2 separate regions of the Homo sapiens genome follow, and region 2 is linked to region 1. A link is a loop called in an ENCODE intact Hi-C map of the cell type or tissue named here. Cell type or tissue: natural killer cell. All regions are shown on one strand. Links, peaks and the distances in the headings refer to the core of each region. The heading gives the core; the rest is flanking DNA.

The links. Hi-C counts contacts between places; a loop is a spot of excess contacts. Peaks named below come from ENCODE experiments on the same cell type or tissue, not always from the same donor. Only the 100,000 strongest peaks of a DNase experiment are listed, where the experiment ranks them.
Region 2: a loop joins it to region 1, with 9 times the contacts of the local background. A loop is called at or near these places in 1 of 110 quality-filtered maps.

The regions. Positions count from the first base shown.
Region 1 is chr11:70,363,076-70,367,459 of GRCh38, reverse strand. All of the region lies in intron 21 of PPFIA1 (PPFI scaffold protein A1), which reads right to left. It overlaps CTTN-DT (CTTN divergent transcript), which reads left to right. Exons shown (of 3, transcript NR_186321.1): 3 at 742-4,384. Among named protein-coding and RNA genes, the nearest start is that of CTTN-DT, 33 kb to the left of the region's middle. In natural killer cell, for the core only: no CTCF peak of the experiment used is centred there; a DNase peak (open chromatin) is centred at 2,079.
Region 2 is chr11:70,422,329-70,426,712 of GRCh38, reverse strand. It overlaps CTTN (cortactin), which reads right to left. Exons shown (of 18, transcript NM_005231.4): 12 at 3,718-3,773; 13 at 1,312-1,381. Among named protein-coding and RNA genes, the nearest start is that of CTTN, 26 kb to the right of the region's middle. In natural killer cell, for the core only: no CTCF peak of the experiment used is centred there; a DNase peak (open chromatin) is centred at 2,382; H3K27me3 peaks cover 1,616 bases.

The DNA.
Region 1 (4,384 bases), core at 89-4,088:
ATGACGGGGGGACCATGGGTGTCCTGCTCATAGATGCTCCACGCAGCCAGCACTCTTACTAATTTTGTTAAATGAGGTATAAATGGTTTTGACCACGCCTTGATGTCTTCCTCCCCTAGTCTCTCGGCGCAGCTCAAAGTTCTCCCTGGTTTAAGAGCTGGCCACTGTGTACTGCCCTTGGCAGCAGGTGGCAGTCCCATCTGGAAGACAGGAAGGAGGGAAAAGTGATACGAGCTTCCACTAGACTGCATGTCGGCTAGTTCTGGAGTCATCACCACAGCTCAGTCTTGTTTATATTTCCACCGCAAAGAGCAAGGTTAAGCTTATTTAATTTACACTTCCTGTCCCTGACTCAGGCAATTTCATACTGAAGTATTAACCAAATTCTGCTCCTTGGTGGAAAATATACTGAAATTTAAGTAATTATGAAATGTACCCTGTATAATTCATTTATGGTCATTATTGGTCCTATAAAGGGATATCTAACAAGTTAAACAATGAGGTTATTTATCTGGAGGAGAGGCACAGAATGCTTAAATCAAGAGAGAAAAAAGCCCACAGAATCACATTATAGCTACTCTATTTTGTTAAAAAATACAAATAAAAAATAAAAATAAAAAAAGGTGGGGGGACAGTCTAATGAGCTAGATTTTAGGAGTACCAAGAGAAGGAAACAGCTGCTTCAACCATCACCTCGTAATCAGGAAAATTATGATTTAAAATCCTTTTGATTCTTTTCAGATATATAATGATTATTCTGAAGCCCTCAAATACAGTCCATTCGGGAAAGCCTCTAGAACTGCCTGTCCACGCCTCATGGCTGCAATGTGCCACTGAGACATACACCCTGACCACAGAAGGCCAGTGGCGTCGCACGACATTTCGGCAAGCTGTCTGAACATACAGAATGCAAAACAGTTGGGATAGAGTTTTTGGTGAGTTAAAGAATTGAGAAGCTGAAAATTCAAATATACAGTACTCAAGAAGAGGCTTAATTCCTTAGGATTCCATTAGTAAGAAAATCTTTAAGTGGACATAGTATTAGGATAGTATTTAGTAAAAAATCAACACAAAGGCACAGAGGAAAAGTCATTATGCCAATTTTTGTGTTTGGAAATTTATTAGAGCACAATTTCCCTATCAGTATATCTTGTAATAACATTACCCTACCAGGAAATTACATACATAATCTCAGAAGCTGCCTAAGCCACAAGACTTTGTATACAAGATCATATGTTAAACAAAGCAATCTATATTAATTAAAAATAACTGCCATGGCACCATATGAGAAATGTTCAAAATTGTCCATGAGACGTACTCTTTGATGCTATGTTTTGCTTGACCAGTGCTTTCAAATCATTAACAATCCTGTACTCCGAATAAACTAAGATGCTATAAACATCAAAAAAAGTAGATTACACAAGTTTTCATACTCCAATTGCTTTTTGCTGCTGTACATGTAGTGAAGAATATATTAGAGAAAGACTCCAACCTGAGCCCAGCTTCCCTCCTCATCTTCCTGGGGTTACGTGGTTAGGAATGCAAAAGAACATAACTATTAGTATTGGTGAGCTCGGTAATGCAGGCAACGCAACTCTGCAGGGAAGATGCAGCTTCACTGAGTGAAAAAGTTCAGACTATCAAAGCATCATGCAAAACTCATGCAAAACCAACAATTTCAACTTCTCATGCAAGGAGCAGACTCTCTCCGTGCCAAGCATATTCATGGAAGGAGAAAGGGCCACACAGTCAGTCACATGGAGGCTCAACTGAGATCTCTCCAAAAGGAGAGCTAGATTAAAGCTATTCTAAAAGACAGAGTCTACCAACTTGAAGTTCCTGGAAAAAATCTAAAATAAAATACAAATTCTACTTACACATTTCAACTAATAACTAAAGGAAATACTTATCTGGAACGACTGAATGGAAAACAACATTTTGTTTTCAACAAAAAGGCAAAGAACCCAGACGGTCTTAAGTGGAAAACGCGCTGGGAGGAGTGCAGGCTGTGGGGCGTGACTAACCGTTTGCGGCGTGGCTGCGAGCGTTTCCATCTCTTCGTGTGTTAACCAGACATTTCCTGTGGTCTAAGGTGACCCCAGTGCACCAACCACATCCAGGGCAAGGGAAGCAGTGACAAAGAGGAGAGGGGCACACGCATAAGCCACAGGCACAGAGAAGGGGCCGAGGAGGCAAAGTTCGCTCTTCTCACTTTTCAGTTCAGATGCCCGTACAGAATAACCATTCCCTGTTAACACTGGGTCGTCAACACCATCAGGAGAAGAGCACACGATGACGAGAGCTTTAGATGCCATGCTTACCCGAGGTATGTGAAATATCAAGAGAAGAAAACACGTTGTGTACTTCTGGAAACTTTGAGTAATTCTCAAGTAACTATTGATTCAATATATTTAAAGCAGATTAACAACAAAGAACCCAGCATGAAACTCTTGCTTTGGCTATTGGAGGGCTTTCTCGCAGATGTTCCGTGACGGCCTGAAAGGCTGAAGGCAGGCCACAGGGCAGAGGGGGTCACTGCTAAGCAGTGTCGATGGCTCTGTGCAGCCATCAGAACCAGACACGAGACAGACAGTGGCCTGTGTGTCTACTTGAGGGAGATTTTTTCCTTGCATTTTGACATGGTGTGAAGAGTCTGCCTTATGTGAGGTGTTCTCCATCATTACTGAAGACAGTGGATAAACATGGGAGAAACCACTCAGCACCTTCATTTTCAGCAAGGCCACTGTCATGTGAAACAACCAGGGAAGAGCTCAGACACTGCTCCTGAGGCAGGCTGTGGGAAAGGAGCTCTTGGAGCAACAGGGGAGGACAAAGCTTATTGTTCATCACCATAATTTGTTCATTAAGAAGAAAAAAATAAATAAAACAAGTAAAACCCCTCAAAACTTTTTTTGTAAGGTAACTGGGAGCCCTAAATCCAGCGCTGACGTGCTCCTTGGAGAAATGTGTGAGGCTCTTCATTGCAACAAGAATTTGTTTTCTCCTGAGGAGACTAAAAGCAGAGACTGGGAATCCAGCCAGTGTAAAAAGTCTCAACTTTATAAATCTGGAGTTGGCCTGCCCTTATCTCCCAATAACCATTCTTGTTTTTATTAACATAGTTCTTCTTTTTCAAGTAGGATAACCCTTCTTAAGGACTTTGAGGGACTTCCCACATGGAGAGAAACTGTATAAGTACAGCTCATGTTGGATGAACATTTGCAGATTTGTGAACTGCTTGAAATCCTGAGCTCCCAGGGTCTTTAGCTCCCCAAATGGAAAACACCTACAGGCCAAATAAATCAAATACAGTAAAACACTGGTTACAAGGCAACCAGTGATCTCATCTTTATTTTCCCCTTTAGTTTTTATTTTAAAAAATGTCCGCAAACTGGAATGATGGGGAAGGGAGGATTAGAATTCTTTAGGGACCTTTTCCAAGCATGGCTGTGCATGCCTGTAGTCACAGCTACTTGGGAGTCTGAGGCAGGAGGATCGCTTGAGCCCAGGAGTTCCAGACCAGCCTAGGCAACAAAGTGAGACCCATCTCTACAAAAAATACAAAAATTCCTTAGGGATCAGTTTTGACGGTGGGATAACAAGTATCTCTTACTAGTATGTCACCTATATTTCAATGGATGCTTCTGGCTGGGCATGGTGGCTCACACCTGTAATTTCAGCACTCAGGGACTCTGAGGCAGGAGGACTACTGGAGGCCAGGAGTTCCAGACCAGCCTGGTCAACACAGCAAGACCCTGTCTCTAAGAAGTTTTTAGAAATTAGCTGGGTGTGGTGGTGCACACCTGTAGTCCCAACTACTTGGGAGGCTGAGGTGGGAGGATCGCTTGAGCCCAAGAGGTTGAGGCTGCAGTGAGCTACGATTGAGCCACTGCACTCCAGCCTGGGTGACAGAGTAAGACCTTGCCTCCAAAAAATAAAAAACTTAAATAAATAAATAAATGGGTGCTTCTAAGAAGCCTGGAAGAGCCAGTCCTCTGAACTAGACAGAAAAATTTTACTCAAGATGCTACTTACACATGGAATGATACGGATGAATTCACAGACATAACATTAAGTGAAAGAAGCCAGACACAAGAGAGTGAATACTACATGATCTTGTTTATACACATGAAGAACGAAACTAACAGAGCAGTCTATGGCACCAGGAGCCAGGCACTCATCCCTAGGGAAGGGGCAGTGCCTCAGAAGGAGCAGGAGGCCTCCAGAGCCCTGGTCAGATCCCATTTTTCAATGTAGGTGTGGACCACACAGGGGATGCTGACTTTACAGATTCATTTAACTGTTCACTCATACGTGCATTTCTCTATATGTATATTATATTCCAGTAACATTTAAAAATACACTATAATTGGCTTAGCAAATA
Region 2 (4,384 bases), core at 201-4,200, 59 kb before region 1:
GGAGGCTTGAGGCAGGAGAATGCCGTGAACCCGGGATGGGAGGCGGAGCTTGCAGTGAGCCGAGTCCGCGCCACTGCACTCCAGCCTGGGCGACAAAGTGATACTCTGTCTCAAAAAAAAAAAAAATTTAACTGGGCAGGGGGCATGCGCTTATAGTTCCAGCTACTCCAGAGGCTGAGGCAAGAGGACTGCTTGAGCCCAGGAGACTGAGGCAGCAGTCCTGCCTGGATGACACAGCAAGACCCGGTCTCAAAATAAATAAATAAATAAACCATTCCTCTCTCTCTTTTTTTTTTTTTTTTGAGACGGAGTCTCGCTCTGTCATCCAGGCTGGAGTGCAGTGGCGCAAACTCCGCTCACTGCAAGCTCCGCCTCCTGGGTTCACGCCATTCTCCTGTCTCAGCCTCCCGAGTAGCTGGGACTACAGGCGCCCGCCACCATGCCTGGCTAATTTTGTTTTTGTATTTTTAGTAGAGACGGGGTTTCATCGTGTTAGCCAGGATGGTCTCGATCTCCTGACCTCGTGATCCGCCCGTCTTGGCCTCCCAAAGTGCTGGGATTACAGGCATGAGCCACTGTGCCGGGCCACATTCCTCTAATTTCTAATATAGTCAATGTCATCAAATACATCAACATCTTGGGGGTTCTCACGAGTGGTCAAAGTGTCAAAGCGTCCTGGGCCCTCAATCTCTGAGAACTGTGGGTCCATAGCCCCTGAAGGAAGTCAGTGGTGGCTCTCTGCATCCTGTGTTAAATTTAGCACTTGCTCTCATGTATGTATAACATTTTCCCCAACTACTTGACTCTCCGGGGCAGGGCCCACATCTGACTCCATCGTGTGTCCAGCACAGAAAAGGACAGGTTTCGAGCTCCCTGTCAAGGGCCCAAGAACGAGCAGCAGAGAGAATGTCTGCTGTCGCCTGCACATCGACGTCATGATGTCTTCCTCCTGTCACAGCTGCGACCGAGCGGCTCAGGGAGTTGGGCAGGCCCCAGCTGCTCCCAGAAGCTGGTCACTGGCAGTGTGGAGGCCCTTGTGAATGTGCACTTAGCCCCTTTGCTCTGGGAAGAGCCCCTTGAAACGGGCCCCACTGAAACGGCTGCACCATGCTGCGTCTAAAAGGTGACTCTAAACCTCTGCAGGAGAAACAAGATCTTCATCAGAACGATCATTTTCTTTCCCAAAAATACGCAGCAACAACCACGCTTTCAACTAGTGGTGCATCTGCTCCTGGCTGTTTCACAACTGTCCTTCCCCTCAGTGTTTTCCTGGGAAACCACACGGTGCTCCTGGTATCAGCCGGGACTCACCAGCTTCGACAGGTACTGTCTTCTGGTAGGCAGAGGACACCTGGGTGACATCCTCAAAGGTTGACGCATTCTGCAGAGACAGGACATGGGCGTCAGGAGAGCACTTTTCTCTTTTCTCCATGCCCTGTGGTAGCTCCTGCCAGATGCAAATGCCTTCCCCAGATCTTCCCAAAGGCCCAGCCACACAGCCCAGAGCACTCTTCATGGCCTCTCGGTTTTGCAAACTAACTGAGGCATGAAAACTATTACCAACCACATTTGCAGGCAATCGTGGGTCAGCATTAGCATAAGAAATGCATGTATCTCCATCTGCTCTACCACAAACCAATTCTGGGATCAGCCTCAAGCCTTCCCCACCCTCCGTCGCCACCCAGAGGTGTGAGCATTTACAGGAAGCGAAGACGCTGGGGACACATGCAAGCCTCCAGTGGCCCGTCCTACACACTACCCAGTGGTGCAATCACACCTTTCTGCATTGCAGGGGACTCAACTATGGTCTGACCAAGCGACGGCGATGACTCTTACGTGCTGACTCAGGTGGAGACTGTCAGGGCTCATGGAGACCAGTGGCCGTACCCAGTTTCACTGTGGGTTTCACTACCTCTGATGAGAACACCTGAGGCTCAGAAGCCACCAGAGCCCCCATACCATGGCCCCTTTCTGCCCAGCACCTCCTGCTTGCCCCCTTCCTGGCCCGCCTGTCCTTCCTCGGACCCCGCTCCCTCCTCCCATCAGTCAGCTCCAGCGTCTACTCCATGTCCCTTGAGCTGCTTGCACCTGTTCAAAGGCAAGGCCATCAGCCTTACTGGGTCCCATCACCCACTGGGCCCTCTGCAGACATCACCTTGCCCTGAGGGGGCAACTTCACCTCCCAGCCTGGGTTGTAGCCCTATCCCCACAATGTATGGGGACCCGGGCAGTTACGTCACCCTCTCTAAGCCTTGGACTCCTCCATCACACAGCAAACAGAGAGAGAAGCTCCACCCCCTCCTGGATGAAAGACAATGACACGAAAGGCCACACCCACACACTGCCTCCTCACGTGCTCACAAGCTCAGCGGTCACCGCCAACACCAGCAATGCTGACCACAGACACCCACAACACAGGCAGTCCCTCAGGTTCCGGCCTCAAAGCCACAACCTCTGACTCACCCACAGGGGAGCTCCTTCCCTCCGTCTGTCCCAGTGCCTTGCAAGGCCCCTGCTACCTCACTGGGTCCCCCTGCCCAGTGTCCTCTGACCGCGTGCCTACTCCCCTCCCAACTCTGCACGCCACCCGGACCCGGCCCCGGCCCTACCCCAGCTCTCTCTCGCTGACACCCACATCTGCTCCTCCCAGTTCTTCGGCTCCACAGTTGGCCCCACGTCCACCCCACATCCACCCGACTGCTCCCTCCCCTGCGTCCCTTGGCGCCAAACACCATGCCCTGCTTCTCCACCACCCGAGCCCCTCCAGCTCTCTTCAGGACCACACCCCTCTGCCCAGGCCAACCCCCACAACCCAGACTCCACGCTGAGGCCGGGGGCTTCTCAAAGTAGACCCCCCCAGTGTTCCTTGCCTGCTAACCTTTCTGGGGCCACGCACGTCAGATGCTCTGTGGTGTGTGACGCATGTCACGACATGCAGAATGCTCTGTGGTGTGTGGGGCTCTCCAGGGCCAGCTCTATCCCCGCTCCCCACCCTCCCTCTGCAGCTAGGCTCCTTGAGAACCTGCAGTGACTCCTGTCCCACCCAGGCCCACACCTCGCCCCTCCGTGGTCTCCTGAGCCTTCTCTCCTGGTGAACTCGCGCCTGCCCTCAGAAATGAGCCCAGGCTACTGCTCCCTGGGGAGCCCAGCCCGAACACCTGCTCTGCCTGCCTACGCCCCTGGATGGTGCTGTGTGGTCAGCTGCGAGGCAAGGACTGACCCTGCCACCCCTGACCACAGGCCACGCGCAGGAGCAGGCAGTGTGGAGCCCGCGTCTCTACGAGGCTGAAGACGGGAGACATGGCTCATCACCGCACACGCAGCGCTGGCTGCCAGCGAGGTAGCCCCACACGCAGTCTAACACACTCAGGTTCCAATCTGATTTACTATTAAGAATTTAAGTTCAAATGGACATGAGCCCTCGAGGCTCTCACCTCTCATGTTAAACATCTGGGTTCCTATGGCTGCAGCCAGGTGCTGAGCCTGCCTGGCCTGGGGCCCCCAGTTAGGAGGTGGGCCGGTGCCAGCGCCTATCCCACAGCACGGCCATGAGGAGCACAAGACTGTCCGAGTCAGTCATCGCCACCACCACCACCACCACGACGGAAATCACTTGTGCCCCACCCCAGCGCGTGGATGTTGGCCAGCACGGTGAGCCACGCCCACCAAGAGCCCCTGCAGGCAGAAGACACTAAGCTCCGGGGCTGGAATATTTACCTTATCCATCCGATCCTTCTGCACCCCATACTTCCCGCCGAATCCTTTGGAGTAGTCTGAAACGTGGCAAAACACAACACTTACTCTGAGGTGGAGGCGAGCATGGGGGTGGCCGTGGGTGCATGCAGACAGATCCAGAAACAGCCCAAGAAGGTGCACCACAGCGGGAAGAAACGAGAATGGCCAAGCGAGGCTTCACTTGCAAGGCAAGTTTTGCTTCCACCCATGGTCGTGAGACACAGGCAGTGAGAAGCAGAGCACAGGCCAGGGGCAGAGGCTTCAGCATTCCCTGAGGGGCAGGAGGGGCAGGAGGGGCGGCGGGCAGCAGGCAGGAGCTAAGCGAGGAAAGAGGGCACGGACAGGCCTTTGCAACGCGCCACTTCAATAGCACAGTCTTCCGCACCAGCACGGGCTTATTCTCATCTGCTTCCTGTGCGCCTGCTCTACTGAGCGCTAAAAAGAGGCTCAATCGCAGTTTGTTCTCTTGCTTTTTAAGAGAAAAAAAAAATCCATGTGGAAATTCTACCAGCCAAAGACTTCCGTTGCAGCAACACAGATCCACATGAAAGTCACACTGTCATGCAGCAGTGATGCCACGGAGAGCCACTGCCATCTCCATGCAGTCTGCGGGACCACCCCAGGTGTGTCTACCTGCCCACACCTGAAC